2 separate regions of the Homo sapiens genome follow, and region 2 is linked to region 1. A link is an interaction called in ENCODE POLR2A ChIA-PET data of the cell type or tissue named here. Cell type or tissue: Panc1. All regions are shown on one strand. Each heading gives the region's core, and the rest is flanking DNA. Links, peaks and the distances in the headings are about the cores only.

What was found. Peaks named below come from ENCODE experiments on the same cell type or tissue, not always from the same donor. Only the 100,000 strongest peaks of a DNase experiment are listed, where the experiment ranks them.
Region 2: POLR2A ChIA-PET joins it to region 1 with 11 read pairs; 2 of 35 experiments call an interaction of 5 or more read pairs at or near these places.

Annotation. Positions count from the first base shown.
Region 1 is chr21:45,324,174-45,334,932 of GRCh38, forward strand. No RefSeq gene overlaps it. Among named protein-coding and RNA genes, the nearest start is that of LINC00316, 12 kb to the right of the region's middle. RefSeq lists enhancers at 1-52, 2,957-3,678, 3,139-3,188, 5,845-6,566. In Panc1, for the core only: no CTCF peak of the experiment used is centred there; no DNase peak of the experiment used is centred there; H3K4me3 peaks cover 1,197 bases; H3K27ac peaks cover 4,000 bases.
Region 2 is chr21:44,923,378-44,929,256 of GRCh38, forward strand. It overlaps ITGB2-AS1 (ITGB2 antisense RNA 1), which reads left to right. Exons shown (of 3, transcript NR_038316.1): 2 at 3,491-3,627; 3 at 4,477-5,879. It also overlaps a transcript of ITGB2 not described here. Among named protein-coding and RNA genes, the nearest start is that of ITGB2-AS1, 5.3 kb to the left of the region's middle. RefSeq lists enhancers at 2,631-3,520, 3,521-4,408, 3,753-4,952. In Panc1, for the core only: no CTCF peak of the experiment used is centred there; no DNase peak of the experiment used is centred there; H3K4me3 peaks cover 1,090 bases; H3K27ac peaks cover 2,101 bases.

The DNA.
Region 1 (10,759 bases), core at 2,726-6,725:
GAGCCTGCTGTGAGGAGGGGGGCAGCCCCAGGACCCCACACAGGTGGGGCTCAGCAGCTTCCAGTGAGAAACCCATGCAAACTGCCTGGGGAGTTCCGGCAGCGATGGGAAAAGGCACTGTCCTACCCAGGGGGCTGAGAAGGCTGAGCCTTGAATGAATGGCAGTGAGCAGACATCAGTGGAGGTGGACAGGACACTGAGGACAGAGTCACCCTCCCAGGGAGTCAGAAATGAGGGGTGCAGGGGAGTGGGAGGGAGGTGAGGGGGTAAGGTGGGGTGAAGGATGTGGAGGGGTCTCCTGGGCTCTGGCCTGAGCTAGGAAGGGGCAGGGCTGGGTCAGGAAGCTGGGTCTGGGCGCTGTGGTGCATCCTGGGTGACTGTGGGACGCTGGAGGAGGAAGAGTTCCCGCATTTGCGTCTGGGTTGGGACTGTCTAGGCGAAAGCTCAGTGTGAATTGTCTGCTGTGTTCCCGGTGTCCAAGGCCCCCAGGGGCTGGGTGAGTCCCAAGAGGGATGTAGGCCGAGCAGAGTTGGGCACTGAACCCCCAGGCTCCCCTTGTTGACCACCCAGCCAGAAATTCCCAGGGCAGAAGGTGGGGTCTGCTCACCCATGGGGCAGGCGGTCTGGGGATGTCTGACGCCTGGGCCTCTGGCCAGCAGGATGTGGACAGAAGTGGCCGCTGGGTGGGGCTGAGTGCAGAGGGCAGTGCCCATCTGCAGCGTGGCTATGCGCCCCACAGAGTGTGGGCCTGAAGCGGGGAAAGGACCCCCCTCAACACCTCAGGCCGGCGGGTCCCATTCCAGCTGCCACCCGGACTCAGCCTGAGGCCTCCTCACCTGCACCAGCTTAACTTGGATCCCCAGCCACCACGGCACCATAGCGCCCGATTCCCATCCCGGTGCCCCTGCTTCGGGCTCACTCACATCCCAGAGAGTCGGTGCCAGCAGGGCAGGGGACAGATCACGTGGGGCTCCTGGGGGACGAACAGTCGTGGGAGGCAGGGCTGCAAGGAGCCTGTGCGGAGGGGCCTCGAGGCTGGGGTGCAGGGAAGACCCCAAGGAGGAACTGTGCGGGGAGGGGCGAGTGCCCTGCGGGTGGGGGACCCCTGCCCAGCGGGACAGCCCTGAGAAGCTGGGGCCCAGCGTGGCAGGCAGGCACATCCTTCCCACCCCAGCTTCCCCCATCGCCCACGACACCCGTCCACACCTGTGGCCCAGCCACCTACACCCCGGCAAGTCCCACCGGCCTGTTCCACTGGGAAAACCCGCACACCCCCTTATCTGCAGGACACTGGCGCCCAAGCTTGTGGGAGGCCTGAGCCGTGGGCAGAGTGGGGGAGGGAGGGAGCCACTGGTTCCCGGGAGAGCTTCCTCTCCCCAACCCCCACAACAGGTGGCAATACCTGATCCCCAGGAGAAGGTGCTTCCTTCTGCTACCCGGCCTCACTTTCCCACCCTGGGATTCCCGAGCAGCCTCAGTGAGCAGCAGACTCCAGGCTGGGTCCCCATGAAGCGGGGGACTGCTATGCCTGCAGCCCAGGAGCAAGGTGCACAGTGCACCCGGGGGTGTCTCCAACCTGGTTCTACCTGGCTCCACGGGCAACGGTCCCAGTGGGCTGTGGTCCCTCCACGAGCTGTGGTTCTGTGGGCTGTGGTTTCGTGGGCTGTGGTCCCTGTGGGCTGTGCTGTGGCTCTCATCTGCCCCCCAAGGGGCCTGGCTGGACCTCTGTCTCCTCTGACGCTGCACTTGTCTGTGTCTCGGCCTTGGCTGCCGCTCCCCTGCCATGCGGGCTCGTCCCACACGGCCCCTGCCTTGAAGACATCTTCACATGGAGTTGGCAAAGCCCCGGGAGGCTCTGGGCCCTTGTATCGGGGTTGGGGGCGTTAACCAGCCCCCCGGGAGGCTCTGGGCCCTTGTATCAGGGTTGGGGGGTTAACCAGCCCCCTGGGAGGCTCTGGGCCCACTCTGTTTCTAACTGAGTCAGAGCCAAGATTAGAAAAGGCTGAAACCACCCCCTACAACCCAGGGCCCTGGCGCCTTTGCCAGCTGTTTCTAATCAGTCCGTGGTGTCAGCCACATGGTGTTGCCCCAGGATCCCCGAAGCCAAGTCAGCCTTCACTGTGGAGGAGCAGGGCGGCCTTGAAAGGAGCTCTGTCCTCCATGGGGCCTCGGCCAGGAAGGCACAAAGGGGCTTTGTCCCCAGCCCAAGCCTGGAAGACCCTCCTCCAGCTGTGGCCCTCGGGACTGTCTGGCCGGCTCGTCCTTGGGGGTTGCATCTCCCCAGGCTGCAGCATGGGCCCCAGTCAGCCGCTGAGGTGCAGAGGATGAGAAATTCCACAGAAAAGCATGTACGGACACCTTGGGGAAGCTTCCGGAAGAATGCATGCAGGAGGCTAGCCACATGCCCAGGGTGGGACTCGGGTCCAGTTCCCTGCTCCTGCCCCCACAGCATCCTCAAAGCACTGAAACATGAGCGCATGGGCCGTGGGGACGCACTGTCGGAGGTCACTGCCTGACCCGGTGCCCAGTGTCTGCCCTGGCCCGTACGGTCCCATCGATCTGCCCCAGACGTGCTGCAGCCGTGTGTTCAGGGCCCCAGGTCCCCCTAACTCCCGGGCTTGGCTTCCCCCGATACCACCCACGCTGGTCATCTCTTAGTCACCCTGACAATGGCCACTGCTCACAGGACAGTCCCACGCTCTGTGGCTGGGTGTGGAGGCCCCCACTGGCCCTTCCTGATACCTCTGCCCCCTCTTTTCTCCTCTCTCCCTCCTGTCCCACCCCTGGCTGCAGTTGACTCTAACATTTCACTGGCATTCACCCCGGCACAGCTCACAGGCTGCATTGCTACCTCTGGGCTTTGCTGCCTGGTGAGGTGTGGGCATCCTTCAAAGCCCAGTTCCCCAATCACCTCTTCCGGGAAGCCTCCCCTGACTGCCTGGGTGGCAATGACTCCTCCCCTTCTGTGTGCAATGGAAACAGGTGGCCTGAGGAGTCAAACGGTGCAAACCCTGCCCCACTCTGTTTGGGAAGCACCTGCTGTGTGGCAGGCGCTGCGCTTGGTGCTGGGGATAGACCATGGGGAAGAAACACACAGAACCTGCCCTGCTCTCAAGGAACAGGCCCTGGGGGCGGCCAGGGGCAGAGACCCAAGGCAGACACCCACACAGTGGCGTAATGACAGTGCTTATGGTGGGGACCTGGCTGCACAGCAGGTCAGCAAGGGGATGTTCAGGTGACACTGGGGGCACGGAGACCCAGGGGAGAGTGGATTGACAGAGGGGACGCTGGGCAAATGTCCCGAGGCTGAGGTGGAGTTGCGGGAAGGAGGAGGCTGCCGGGCAGAGGCGCAGAGAGCTTTGCAGGTGTTGGCAGAGACCAGCAGGCCCTGCGAGGCCTGGGGTGTGTCCTCAGCTGGGAGGGCCATAGAAGGATCTGGGCTTGCAGATGCTGGTGCAGACTGGAGGCCTGGGGTGTGAGAGTCCAGGCGGGGCTCCTGCCAACACCCAGGGGAGTGGGCCTGGGCCAGGTGGACCGGGAGCTGGCACGGTGGTCAGGTGCTTGGAGGCTGCGTGCCACGCTGGGGACCTGGAGGTGTGTGAGGAGGTGTCTGTTGCTCCTGGGGCTGCCGCCTGCAGGGCTGGGTGTGCAGCAGTGCGGGGCAATGAAGTGGGCGGGTTCTGGGATGGTGGACGTTCCCTTTGTTGGGAACGTGTTGGTGCCAAGCTGCCATTTGAGTTTGGCTCTGAGGGGTCTGGGCAGGGGACACACAGGGAATCACACAGGATGGAGTGAGTTCCCAGGGACCCAGGGTGGCTTGGCCTGAGAACAGCTCCCACTCCCAGATGTGTGGGAAGCCCTCGGCACCAAGCCTCAGCCTCTCCATCTGTGAAATGGAGACAACGTCACTGGACTTGCAGGCTGTCCATGAGGGTGATGCGATCAGAAAGGGTGGAGTTCCTGAACGCCCCGGGGTCGGGGTCTCACAGCAGGAGCTTAGCTGGTGTCGGCATCTCCTGGACCCGTCCTCAGCTCCGAGCGCCCAGTCCTGCCACCTGTGTCCAAGTCTGCACTGTGCCCACGAGGCCCTCAAGGCCGCAGACAGCCCCACACTTCTCGGACGCCGCCCCAGCACGGTCCTTGTGTGAGGTGGACACTCCTTCTGGACGCCGCCCCAGCACGGTCCTTGTGTGAGGTGGACACTCCTTCTGGACGCCGCCCCAGTACGGTCCTTGTGTGAGGTGGACACTCCTTCTAGGGAAGGAGTAGTAACTCTTGGGTGGTCGGGTAGTTGCCATGGAAAGGGGCAGTAATGCCCAGGTATTGCCGTGGCAACCGTAAACTGACATGGCGCACTGGAGGGCGTGCCTCATGGAAAGCTACCTGTGCCCCTGCCCTGTGTTAGCTAGGCCTCAATGTGGTCCAGTATCTGAGCACCGCCTCCTGCCTCAGATGTTCCCGTCTGTCACCCCATTACCAGGGCGGCACTTCGGGTCCTTTCCAGCCATCATTGTCCTGGCATTGCCACAGTGGACACTGCCACACAGGCTTGTGTGCTTGCGCGTACCCAGGTCCTCACCTCTCTGGGATAAACCAGGCACGTGGCGGCCGCCCCATTTTCCACCCGCCAGCGGTGGAGGAGTTGCCCAGCCTTGCAGGAAAACAGCTCTCATGCCAGCAGCGGAGCATCCTATTCAAGTTTTCTCAGGGCTGCCAGCACAAATGCTGCATGCCGGGCGGCTTCCTCAGCAGACCGTTGTTTCTCTGCGTCCTGGAGGCTGGACGTCCCAGGTCCCCGTGTGGCAGGCCCGGTTCCTCCCGCAGCCTCTCCTTGGCTTGTGGGCGGCGTCTCCTCCCTGGGTCCTCGCAGGGCCACCCCTCCGTGTGTCTGTGTCCTCCCTCCCCTTATAAGGACCCCAGGCAGACTGGATCAGGGCCTGCCCTAAGGACTGAATTTTACCTTAATCACCTCTTTAAAAGCTGTCTCCAAATACAGTCACCTTCTGGGGTCCTGGCTGTTAGGGCTTTGATGCATGGATTTGGGGGACACCGCTCAGCCCCTAACAGCCCCCATCCTCTGCCTGCCTTTACCATGGGGCTGAGCCCAGCCCTGCAGGAGTCCCCTGGTTTGATGTCTGCTGTGGCCACGGCGACCCTCAGGCTGCTCCAGCCGCACTTGTGCTTGTCTCTGCCTGGCCCTGGGGCTTCACCTCCTGAGGGGGTGGAGAGAGAGAGACCTGTCCCTCCCAGCTCTCCTGGCCTTGCCCACTGCAGAGCCCAGAGGGACATCCTCCACCGTGGGCCTGGGCTCAGGTGTGCTCCGCGTTCTCCGGCCCCTCCTCCAGGTGCGCTGCTCACAGCACACGTCTCCACGTCCTGGCATCCCGGGCCTCCCTGGGCTCCGTGGCCCCGGAGGGTGCCCCTCCCTCAGCCAGTACTGTGGGAAGAGCCCGGTCCCTCTGGGGCCAGATGAGCAGGGCAGAGTGAGCAGGTCCCCCTTTGGTGGAGATTCACGATCTCCACCCCGCCCAGCAGCCATCCCAGGCCGCAGTCTGCTGACTATCCCCAGCTCACACTTCTCACCAGCTGACACGGTGATCTGGCCGGGCACCTGCCCAGGGTCCCACCCGCAGAGGAACCCGCCTCTTCCAGGTTGGTTCCGGGCTCCTGGACGGATCACGCGCTGTTGACATGCAGTTGTAGCTTTTTTCTTGTGGGTGGGAGCAATGCTCTTCCCAGCTCCACCTGGAATTCCACCAGGGATGGGTGCAGCATCCTAACCCCGCCTTCCCTTGGAGAATTCACTGCTCTGGACAGACGCCTGGCCCAGGATTTCAAAGGCGCATCTGTTATGGACCGGGCCCCCAGAGGAGACGTCTTTTTGCCATTTTGTTTTCTGACCGGAGGGTTTTTTGGAGGTTGCCCTCCCACCCACCGGGTTGCTGGCAGCCCAGCCCGTGCTGTTTTCAGTGGACCCTTTTGCAAATGTCTTCACAGGCTCCCGGGAAGCTGAGCTGAACAGTGACCTCAGCCTTGAGCAATCCCGAGGATGTGTTTGCTGAGGAAATCATTAAACAGGGAGATGAGAGCACTCAACCCCCAACATGCCAGGCTCTGCGGGAGGCTGCTTATTCCTGTGGCCTCGGGCCAGGTGCCCCAGCGTTTGCTGCCCTTGGTAGACACTTGTCTGGCCTGAGCCCTCGGGCACCATACACCGACATGGTTAGGGCAGCCAGGGTCAGCCCGGGCCCCTGGGAGAGCTGAGTGGAGGGACCACTGGCCAAGCACAGAGGGTGCAGGGTGCCCAGGACCAGGCGTCACCTGATGGTCACCTGGGGGAACCTGCTCACTCCGCCCTGCTGCCCTGCTCACTGCTCGGGGGCCCAGCCAGGCCGGGGACCAGGGCCTCAGAGTGGAGGGGGGTCAGGGCCCAGGGCCTCAGGGTGGAGGATGGTCAGGACTCAGGGCCTCAGGGTGGGTGGTCAGGGCCCAGGGCCTCAGGGTGAAGGGGGGTCAGGGCTCAGGGCCTCAGGGTGGAGGATGGTCAGGACTCAGGGCCTCAGGGTGGAGGATGGTCAGGACTCAGGGCCTCAGGGTGGAGGCAGTCAGGACTCAGGGCCTGAGGATGGAGGGGGTCAGGCCTCAGGGCACTGGACAGCTGACTGGCTTCTTCCCAACCCTTTTCCTTCTTTTCGCCCAACATAACCACTGGGAGGTATCCACAGAAGGGGGCTCCTCAAACACTGCCTGGTGTCCTCTGTCTCAGCCCCAGGGGAAAGGACTCGCACGGGGCGGAGTGGGAACTTTGGGTGAAACTGGGCAGGGGGTGCTGGCCAAGGCGGGGGAGAGGGTGGACTCCCATCAGGTCAGGAGCTCCGAGGTGAGGCCTCTGCTAGGGTGGAGGGTCTCAAGATGGGGAGGGAGGGGTTGTGGGAAAGGGGAGGGGAGGTGGAGCCGCTCCAGGAGCCTCACGGGCCTTCGGGATGGAGCCGCTGGGCGTTGGCGAGAGGCTTCCGTCCACGGCACAGCCCCGCACGGGGGCAGAGGACGGGAAGGGACCCAGGGCAGCCCCGAACCACCTCAGACTTTTGGAAAATGAACTGGAAAGAAACAAGACTTCTTTTGAAAAGAAGAATGTCCTTTTTTATTTTGACTTTTTGTCATCGATATTTTTTGCGTTACTCCTGGTTTTAAAAAGAATTGCATTAAAATACCGCTTTTCTGATGAGTGAGTTTTTGGAACACCCCCCTGCTCCCTGCTTTAATTTTGCCCTGGAGAGGAGCACCTCATTCTACTCTGGGCTGTGCATCTTTGGAAGGAATGCTGAGACCCCCGGTTCCCACTGTCCCCGTGGGCCATACCCCGTGAGCCAGCGGGACCAGCTCCGAAGGCAGAAGGTCAGGCCGGGGTCAGCTTCAGCCTTGGCGGGGGCAGCCGCTCAGCAGAGGGTGGCCCAGGGAGGCCAGGCTGGCTAAGGGCAGGGCCAGGACCACCCAGAATGGGAGGCCCACAGCCCACCAAGGGGTTGCCCCGTGGGAAGACATGGGGAATGGGTCTGGCCCTCTCAGCACGCTGTGGAGTGTGGCAGAGGGCGGGGGTCGTGTCCTGGAAGGAGGAGGCTGAGCCTCCAGAGAGCAGCGTCGGGCTGGAAGATTAGGGGAATGCTGTGTGTACAAGGCCCAGCCATGACAAGCAGTGACTGTGGTTTTAGCCAAGAGTGGGCAGTGAGGGAGGGGACACACGTGGCGGATAGGGTGGGGGGTGGCCCCCACAGGACATCAGGAGGGACCTAAGTGAAGGAGGAAGCGCTGGCAGGCCAGGCACCCACCCTCGGGGGCCAACTATCCAGAGAGGGGCAGGGGGAGGGCAGGGGGAGGGGGCTGAGAGCGGGCAGAGGCAGGGCTGGAGCAGGGGCTGAGAGCAGGCAGTGGGAGGGCAGGGGGAAGGGGCTGAGAGCAGGCAGGGGGAAGGGGCTGAGAGCGGGCAGGGGGAGGGCCGGGGCAGGGGCTGCTGCCTCCTGGAAACGTTTCATGTTGTCCTTGCACTATTTACAGTGAGGATTATTTATAAAACCCAAATCGCTTTAAAGCCATTTCCAGGTTTTACATGAACAAAAATCTATTTGAAAAAAGAAAATAATAAAATAAACATTTAAAAATCTTTCTTAGAATTCCCTAAATTTCAGGGCCGTGTGTGTGCCCATGTGTGGTATTTGTGTGTGTGCGTCTGTGCATCTGTGTCAGTGTGTCTGTGTCTGTGAGTCTGTGTGTCTGTATCTGTGTGTCGGTGCATCTCTGTGTCTGTGTGTGTCTGTGTCTGTGTGCCTGTGTGTGTGTCTGTCACTGTGTGTGTGTGTCTGTGTGTCTGTGCATCTGTGTGTCTGTGTGTGTCAGTGTGTCTGTGTGTGTGTCTCAGTGTGTCTGTATCTGTGTGTTGGTGCATCTGTGTGTCTGTGTCTGTGTCTGTGTGCTTGGGTGTCTGTCACTGTGCGTCCGTGTGTCTGTGCATCCGTGTGTCTCTGCATATGTGTGTGTGTGTCAGTGTGTCTGTATCTGTGTGTTGTGCATCTCTATGTCTGTGTATGTGTGTCAATGTGTCTGTGTGCTTGTGTGTCTGTCACTGTGTCTGTGCATCCATGTGTCTGTGCGTCTGTGTGTCTGTGCATCCGTGTGTCTGTGCATATATGTCTGTGTACGCACACAGCTGATCCTCTGACACCGAGGAGGAGACACAGTGGGGATTCTGGGTCTGGCAGGCTCTCTCCTCTGCATCTCTCAAGCCTCCCACAACCCCCTTAGTGTCCACCCATGCTGTAAGAGGAGACCATCTGGAGTCCCAGGTGTTTTAGAGACTGGAAACCAGCCCACGGGGCCCCTGGAGGAACAAAAACCAGCTCCCAGCCAGCGCATGCACACCTGAGACACGCCCTCAGCCACTGGCTTCTGCCACTGCTTTACTGGGTCAGCCATGAGTGGGGCTGAGGAGCCCGCCCTCCCATCAACGTGTTGCTACCTGGAGAGCATTGACAGACTTGGGCCATTCCTCTCCGTGGCGGGTGCCCCTGTCTTCCTGTCTACATGAGTCCAGGGGCCCTGTGGTGCATGGGAACAGCCAGGAGGGGTGGCTCAGCAGGACTAAGATGAGAGACTATCATGAGACCCGGGCACATTCCCACCAACAGCGGGTTCCTTTCCGTCCCCGCATCTTCCCTCACCAGCAAGCCCCTGTGCAGAGCCCAGACTCCACAAAGGCCCATCAGTCATCACTGTCCACATGTGCATCCGATGTGTAGGGTGGCGGCGGGGACGAGGCTCAGACAGACAAGACACCCCAGGGTCAGCCAGGCCGGCCTGTCCCACTTGAGCTGGGCTGAGACACCAATGTCACCCCTCTTGAAGCCCCCAAAGCTTGCTCTCTGGCCGACAGCTGGCTTTTGAGCCAGAAGGCTGGTGACCCTGTTAGGATCTGGCAGACCCGCCAGGGTGGCTCCCAACTCACCCACTTCCCGCCCTGAGGTCCTCTCCTCCCTCCCCACCCTCTGGCTACATGGACTCTCCATCCTGGAACACCGGGCATGACCTGACTCGCCTTTGCCTCGCCGTTCCCTCTGCCTGCGATGCTGTTTCCCCGACCACACAGGCCTCCCTGGCTCCTGGCCTCCTCCAGTCTTTTCTCAGGGTCTTCTCCGTGAGGCCCCTCTGACAACCCCGTTCACATTCCTAACCAGCACCCAGCAGCCTGTCTCATTGTCTCTTACTGGAATGTGTGTTTGCACGGCAGGGATTTTCCCCCTGCTGTGTGGTGATGGATCCCCAGCGTCTGGAACTGCTTCCAATGCGAAGGAGCTCGGAAGCCTTCAGTGTGGGGATGAGTGAGTGAGGCAGGCGGCTGCCGGTGCGGGGAAGACAGTTAGGGTTGTTCTTACATGATAGTTTTTAAAGATGCCATCTTTTCAACCAAGAAATTCTACTTCTAGGCCCCTGCCCTGGAGAAACAATGAACTGGTGGGGAAGAGTTTCATCATTTCAAATGCTCGGCCATGGTTTCTGTGACCTGTGGGTCTGGTTCCTCCATGGATGGAGCAGATGTCAGCGGCCTTTGACTGGAGAAGGTCGTGGGTCTTGCAGGCTTCAAAAGCTTCTTCGTTTATGTTGTGCCAAGAAAGCTATGGCTGGGAACGGTTCCCTCCCTCAGTGTCTGCTTGTGGCAGCTCCCGGGCGTTTCTGGGCTGCCTCACCCCGCACTGCACTGGCCTCAGAGCCAGGCCTTCATCTGACCAAGTCCCCACCTCCTGCTGTCTTCACTAGTGCTGTTCTTTATCTGTCTTTGGGTTCCTTTTAGTATTTTCCCCTAAATTTTCAAATGATGTGTCTGGTTGGTTGAATGTGAACCTTTCTTGATTACTAGGTAAATGCATCTGGTCTTCCTGGTGTGGCCGAGTCCCACAGGTGCAGTGTGGGGCACCCACGTGCCTTCCCTGGAGTGAGGAGTCCGAGCTCTCCTCTCCGTCTCTGCTCATGATGGGGGCCATGCTCCCCCGTGCCCTTCCCAGCAAAGATGGGGCCTCCAGGGCTCCACTCCCACTCCCGAGCCCCTTCAGTGTGGACACATCTCACTGTTACCCTGGTATCCGTTCACAGTCACTGAGACTTGGCCAGCAGCTTTGCTGCCTTTGTGTTGGTTTTTGTCAACACTCTGTTCTGTGTCCCATGCCAGCCGAGAGGCCTGTGGGGGTGGCTAGTGGGGGGAAGCTTGGCC
Region 2 (5,879 bases), core at 1,880-5,879, 400 kb before region 1:
AAGTCCCCATCTTTTAGAGTTACATGTTGAAATATTTGCAGATGGTGCAGTATAATGTTTCAGATTTATTTCCCAATAAAGAGGGGTGGGTTGGGTTGGGGGAGAGTCGGGAGAGGTGTTGATACAACAAGATCACCTGTGAGTTGATTATTTTTGAAGCCACTGTTGGGGACATGGGGCTTCACTAATCTATTCTCTCTACTTCTGTAGATGTGTGAAATTTTTTGTAGTAAGATTAAAAAAACATTTCAAGGAAGTGTAAAGTTATTATTTCGCGGGTATAAAGTTCCCGTTTTGCAAGATGAAATGGTTTTGGAGAAGTTGGTGGTGATGGTTGCACAGTACTAAGTGTCCTTAATGCCACGGAAATGCATAACTTCAAATGGTTAAAATGGTGAATTTATGTTATGTATATTTTATCACAATTAAAAAGTAAAAAGTGTAAGAAAGGCTCTCTATCAGATAAACTGTTAAAAGAGAACACTGAAGGCTGAAAATAAAGAAACGGAAAATACACGTATGTGCTAGAAAATACTAACGAAGATATCGTGTAACATCAAAAAGATAGAAATCAAAGCAAAATGCATCAAATGGACAAAGGAAGATGTAGCCAATGAGAGTCAGAATCCACAGACAGTTCAGCAGCCATAATCCTTTGTGTGCCGAACTTCAAAATATATAAAACAAAGACTGACAAATATATAAGCAAACTGACACAGCCCCAAACAGCAAATATCTCTAACAGATCTCTCTCAGAAATAAACACATCAGGCCAGTCGCGGTGGCTCACACCTGCAATCCCAGCACTTTGGGAGGCTGATGTGAGCGGATCACCTGAGGTTAGGAGTTCAAGACCAGCCTGGCCAACATGGCAAAACCCTGTCTCTACTAAAAATACAAAAATTAGCTGGGCATGGTGGCGCATGCCTGTAATCCCAGCTACTTGGGAGGCTGAGGCAGGAGAATCACTCAAACCTAGGAGGCAGAGGTTGCAGTGAGCCGAGATTGTGCCACTGCATTCCAGCCTGGGTGATGAGAAGGAAACTCTTACTCAAAAACAAAAACAACAACAAACAAACAAGAAAAAATCAAATAGAAATGCAAATTTGGCAGGTAGAGAATTTGAGGAACGTAACCATTCGTCTCCAACTTAAACACAATTATGTTACAAAGTGGGACAATGATAAACACATAATTACTAGACCACAAGGGAAATAACCACATATTCTAAAGCACAAAGACCATAAGGAGGCCAAATTCACGGACACAATTGAATGAAATTAGATGCTGTCCAAAGGATGGCATGAAAGAAAAAAAACAGCACTCCTGAAAAGTGGACCCAAATATAGCCTAGATCACATACATCCATGGTGCCACACTCACGCTACGGGGTAATGAATAAGAGCCCTTGAAGTGCTGCTCTGAAGCCTCGTGACCCACAGATCCGTAACACTGAGATTCTTCTGAAAAGCAAAATGTAGAAGGAGGCATTGAAGAATAACATGCACCTCGTCCCTGCAGACCCACACACCCCTAGAGCAGGACAGTGGTTACCCCTGAAGACAGAGAAGGCTACGGGCCTGGGAGATGGAAGCAGAGGGCTTCAAAGTTCTATTGTAGAGTTTTCTTTACTAAAAAGGAAGAAAAAGTTCTGGGCAAGTCAGGCAACATGTTAAGATTTGGTAAGATGAGAGGTAGCTGTTTGGGGATTGGTACTAGTGCTCTCCATGCTGTTCTGTATTCTTAAAATAGTTTATATCTTTTTTTTTTTTTTAAAGGAGCTAGGAGGAAGTGACTGCAAATGAGCAGAAGGATCTTTCAGGGGGTGGAAATGCTCTGAAATTAGATTGTGGTGATGATTGCACAATTCCGTAAATTTTCTTTTTGTTGCTGTTGTTTCTTTCTTTCTTTTTTTAATAGAGACTAGGTCTCGCTACGTTGCCAAGGCTATGGTGAGCCAAGATCACACCACTGCACTCCAGCCTGGGTGACAGAGTAAGATCCTGTCAGAAAGAAAGAAAGGAAGAAGGAAGGGAGGGAGGGAGGGAAGGAAGGAAGGAAGGAAGGAAGGAAGGAAGGAAGGAAGGAAGGAAGGAAGGAAGGAAAAAGAAAAGAAAAAATAAAAACTGAACTCACATGAGAACCACAGCCCACAAGAGGCAGGTCTGGACTTGTGGTCTAACCCTAACCAGACTGACTGCTAGCAAAACAAAAAGATCATTGTTGTCCAGAGGATTTTAGTAGAATCCAGAGTCTTATTAAATAATATTCAAAATGTCCATGATACAACCCAAAAGTACTCAAACAGCAACAAAGAAAACCTTGAGAACTTGTAAGAGAAAAGATAACTAATAGATGCCAACTCCGAGATAATCCCAATGCTGAAATGATCACACGGAGCATTAAAACAGCTGTTAGAGGCCGGGCGCGGGGGCTCACGCCTGTAATCCCAGCACTTTTGGAGGCCGAGGCGGGTGGATCACGAGGTCAGGAGTTCGAGACCATCCTGGCTAACATGGTGAAACCTCGTCTCTACTAAAAATACAACAACAACAAAAATAAATCAATAAAAATAAAATTAGCTGGGCATGGTGGCGGGTGCCTGTAGTCCCAGCTACTTGGGAGGCTGAGGCAGGAAAATGGTGTGAACCTGGGAGGCGGAGCTTGCAGTGAGCCAAGATCGTGCCACTGCACTCCAGCCTGGACAACAGAGCGAGACTCCGTCTCAAAAAATATATATACAATAAATAAATAAATTAATTAATTAATTAAATAAAGGCTGGTGGAGGGAGTGAAGGGGAGGGGCTAGGGACCGTGGGGCTTCCCAGAGCCGTGACCTTGCTATGGGGGGACCCAGACCTCCATTCCGGGGACTCACTCAGCACTCATCTTACTATCCCCCATCTGATGTGCCTGTTGCACAAGGCTGGAAGTCAGAGGCTGTGCACGTTTTTCTTTGTGGAGACAAGTGAGTAATTGGTGCGTTTAGTGTAAAAATATCAGGTGTGGCTGCACGGAGTGAAAAATCACAGGCTCCACGGAGCCGGGAGGCCTGCTGCCCTGCCCTCTTGCTTTGATGAGGAAATGGCGACCGCAGAAGGAAATGTAGCAGCACCGGCAACCGGCATCCGTGGGGCCACGCCGGGCTGCTTCCCAGGGCCCTCCAGCCAAGCAGCCACAGGAAAGAGTAGATGTTGATCCCAAGCTAGGACTGAGGAGTCCGTCCCTAAGAGCCGAGGGAGTCAGGTGGGCGAAACTGGCCGCATGTCTGGGTACAACTGCTCAGGGTTTCTCATCTGCTGAATCACCAAGCTAGGTTCTGAAGCCAGGCGTGAGTGAGCAGGACTGGAGCAGGATTCTGGGAACAATCTTTTCCCTCCAGTCAGCCCAGAAATTCCATTTGCAGTCACTTTCACTTATGTATTCCAGAAAACTACCTGCTGTCATCAGGGGTTGGTTGGTTGAGCCTTTCCCTGTGCTTGCCTGGCAGACCTGCGTGCTCTGAGGCTGCCCGACCCTGAGCTCCAGAACAGACCATCGAGTTCAGGAGACAAGCATGTCAGCCATGACACAAGGCAGATGAGAGGGACCCCCAGCGTCCACACGTGGAGGCAGCGGGGGCAGCCGGTGAGCATAGATGGGGAAGGAGATTCAGAGCCTGAGGGCTGCTCTCCTGCCCTCCCATCCTGGACACTGGCCTGGGCCCCCCAGCTTCCCTTCGCCCAGCTTCCACCCCCATAACACACAACCCCAGAGCTTGGGAAGGAGGTCTCTCTGTGACAGGTGGGATTCTGGAAGTTTCCACGGAGGAGACCCCATAGGAGCAGGGTTTGAAGGTCAAGAAAGATGCTAAGGATGGAGAGGGCCAGTGGGGAGAGGGTGGTTCCAGGCTCACTTCACAGAGGTGCTTGGGGAGCTGCAATATTTTGGCAGCACCAAGGGAAGAGTCAGGTCAGTGAGGTTCATAAGGGATGAGAAAGGAGTCTAACCAGCCCTGGAGACCCCTGGGGTCTGGCCCCACAGGGAGATGTCCAAGTGGCAGAAAGTCCCTTCCTGCCTGGAGAGCACCCCCACGAGGACCCTGGGGCCACCCGGGAACCGCTGCTCCCTCCCAGTCACTCACCACACTTCCCTCTCCCGCCCACCCTCCAACCTGCCTGCAAATTCCCCTGCAACCCAACTCTGGTCTCCTCCCAACCCTGCCCCCACGTAGGCCTTTTTTTTTCTTTTTCACTTCTTCCCCCCAGTGACTTCCTTCTGCAGTGTTGATTCAGCTCCCTTTGAAGGCGGGTGAGACCTTTTGCAGGCTGGGGGCAGGGGCGGGGGCGGAGAAGAGGGCTGCAGGCAGGGCTGGCAGAGGGGAGGAGGTGACACACACTCCCTGGAGGCGAGTGGGGAGGGCTCGGGGCAGGAAATGGAGTTGGGTGCCCCAGGTGGGGTGCTCCAACGAGCTCTTTCTCATGGGATCCCCCACAGATCCATACAAACAGGCTGACCATCAGGGCTGGTCCCAGGCCACCAGGCTGGGTGCAATGCAGAAATGGAGATCTGCCCCGGGGAAGGCAGGTGAGTGTAGGAAGGAGGGAGGGCTGCGAGAAGCTGGGGGCAGCCTCCATCCCCCTGTGGCCTGGGTGGGCCTGTGCCCCCCCAACCCCCCGACGCAGCTTCCCACACTGGGAGCACAGTTCCTCCCTCCTCTGCCTTCCTCTGCGTGGTGTGGCTCCTCCTTGAGGGAGAGAGCTGAGGAGGTGGCATTCTTGCTTCCCTGACTCACCCAAAGGAAGATTTCACAGCCCCTGGCAAGGGCTGCCAGACAGGCTCACCTGTCACCCCCTGTCCAGGGACAGACTGACCGGTAGCCTTGGCTGGGTGGGGAGTTATGCTGGGAAGTCTTCCAGGCCCCCTGGGGGTGGGAAGATGCTCAATGTTCAAAGGAGATGGAACGAGGAAAACAGTTAAGCAACGATGGACTCCAGGGGGAAAACCGGAGAAGAAGAAACTGTAATTCCAGTCCGTCCACATGGCCCAGCAGTGAACGACAATTGCATGGTCAGAGAGAGCAAAAGCACCACGCCGACTGAAAGCAGCTCGAATGTGGTGGGGCAGTGGGAGATAATGCCCTCATCTACCAAAACAAGATCTGCCACCTTCGCAGACCACTAAACCTCATTCCTCCACCCACCTCCCCACCCCCATGAAGGCCAACTGACCAGAGAGCAGGGCTCCCGAGGGTCGGGTCGGGTCGGGTCGGGTTGGGTCGGGTGGGTGCCTCTTACCCTAACTGAGGCTCTGCCCTGGACTCGGAGTCCACTTGCTGTCAAAGCATGCCACTCTTCTTTCTGATACTTGACATATTTCTTTTCCCGTTCAATTCATGGTTTCTGCCCAAACGGAGCCACGTGAGGACTTCTTTGGGGATGTGTCTCCAAGAAAAGTGTGGGCTGCCTTCCTCACCCTGGATGCCTGTGGGCAGCCTTCCTCACCCTGGATGCCTGTGGGCAGCCTTCCTCACCCTGGATGCCTGTGGGCTGCCTTCCTCACCCTGGATGCCTGTGGGCAGCCTTCCTCACCCTGGATGCCTGTGGGCTGCCTTCCTCACCCTGGATGCCTGTGGGCAGCCTTCCTCACCCTGGATGCCTGTGGGCAGCCTTCCTCACCCTGGATGCCTGTGACTTGGTTTCCATGGGGGCTTCCTAAGCTCAGGGACCCCAAGCCTCCATCAAATCTAATGACCCGCCTTGTCTCTGAACACACCTGTGTTGTCCCCGAGCCCCTCACCAACCCCCTCTGCAACCCGGCCCACGCATTTCCCATCCTGAAGGGTCCAGCTCATAGGCCGGCCCATGTGTTCCCTTTACCCCTGCTTTGTCCCTACCTGG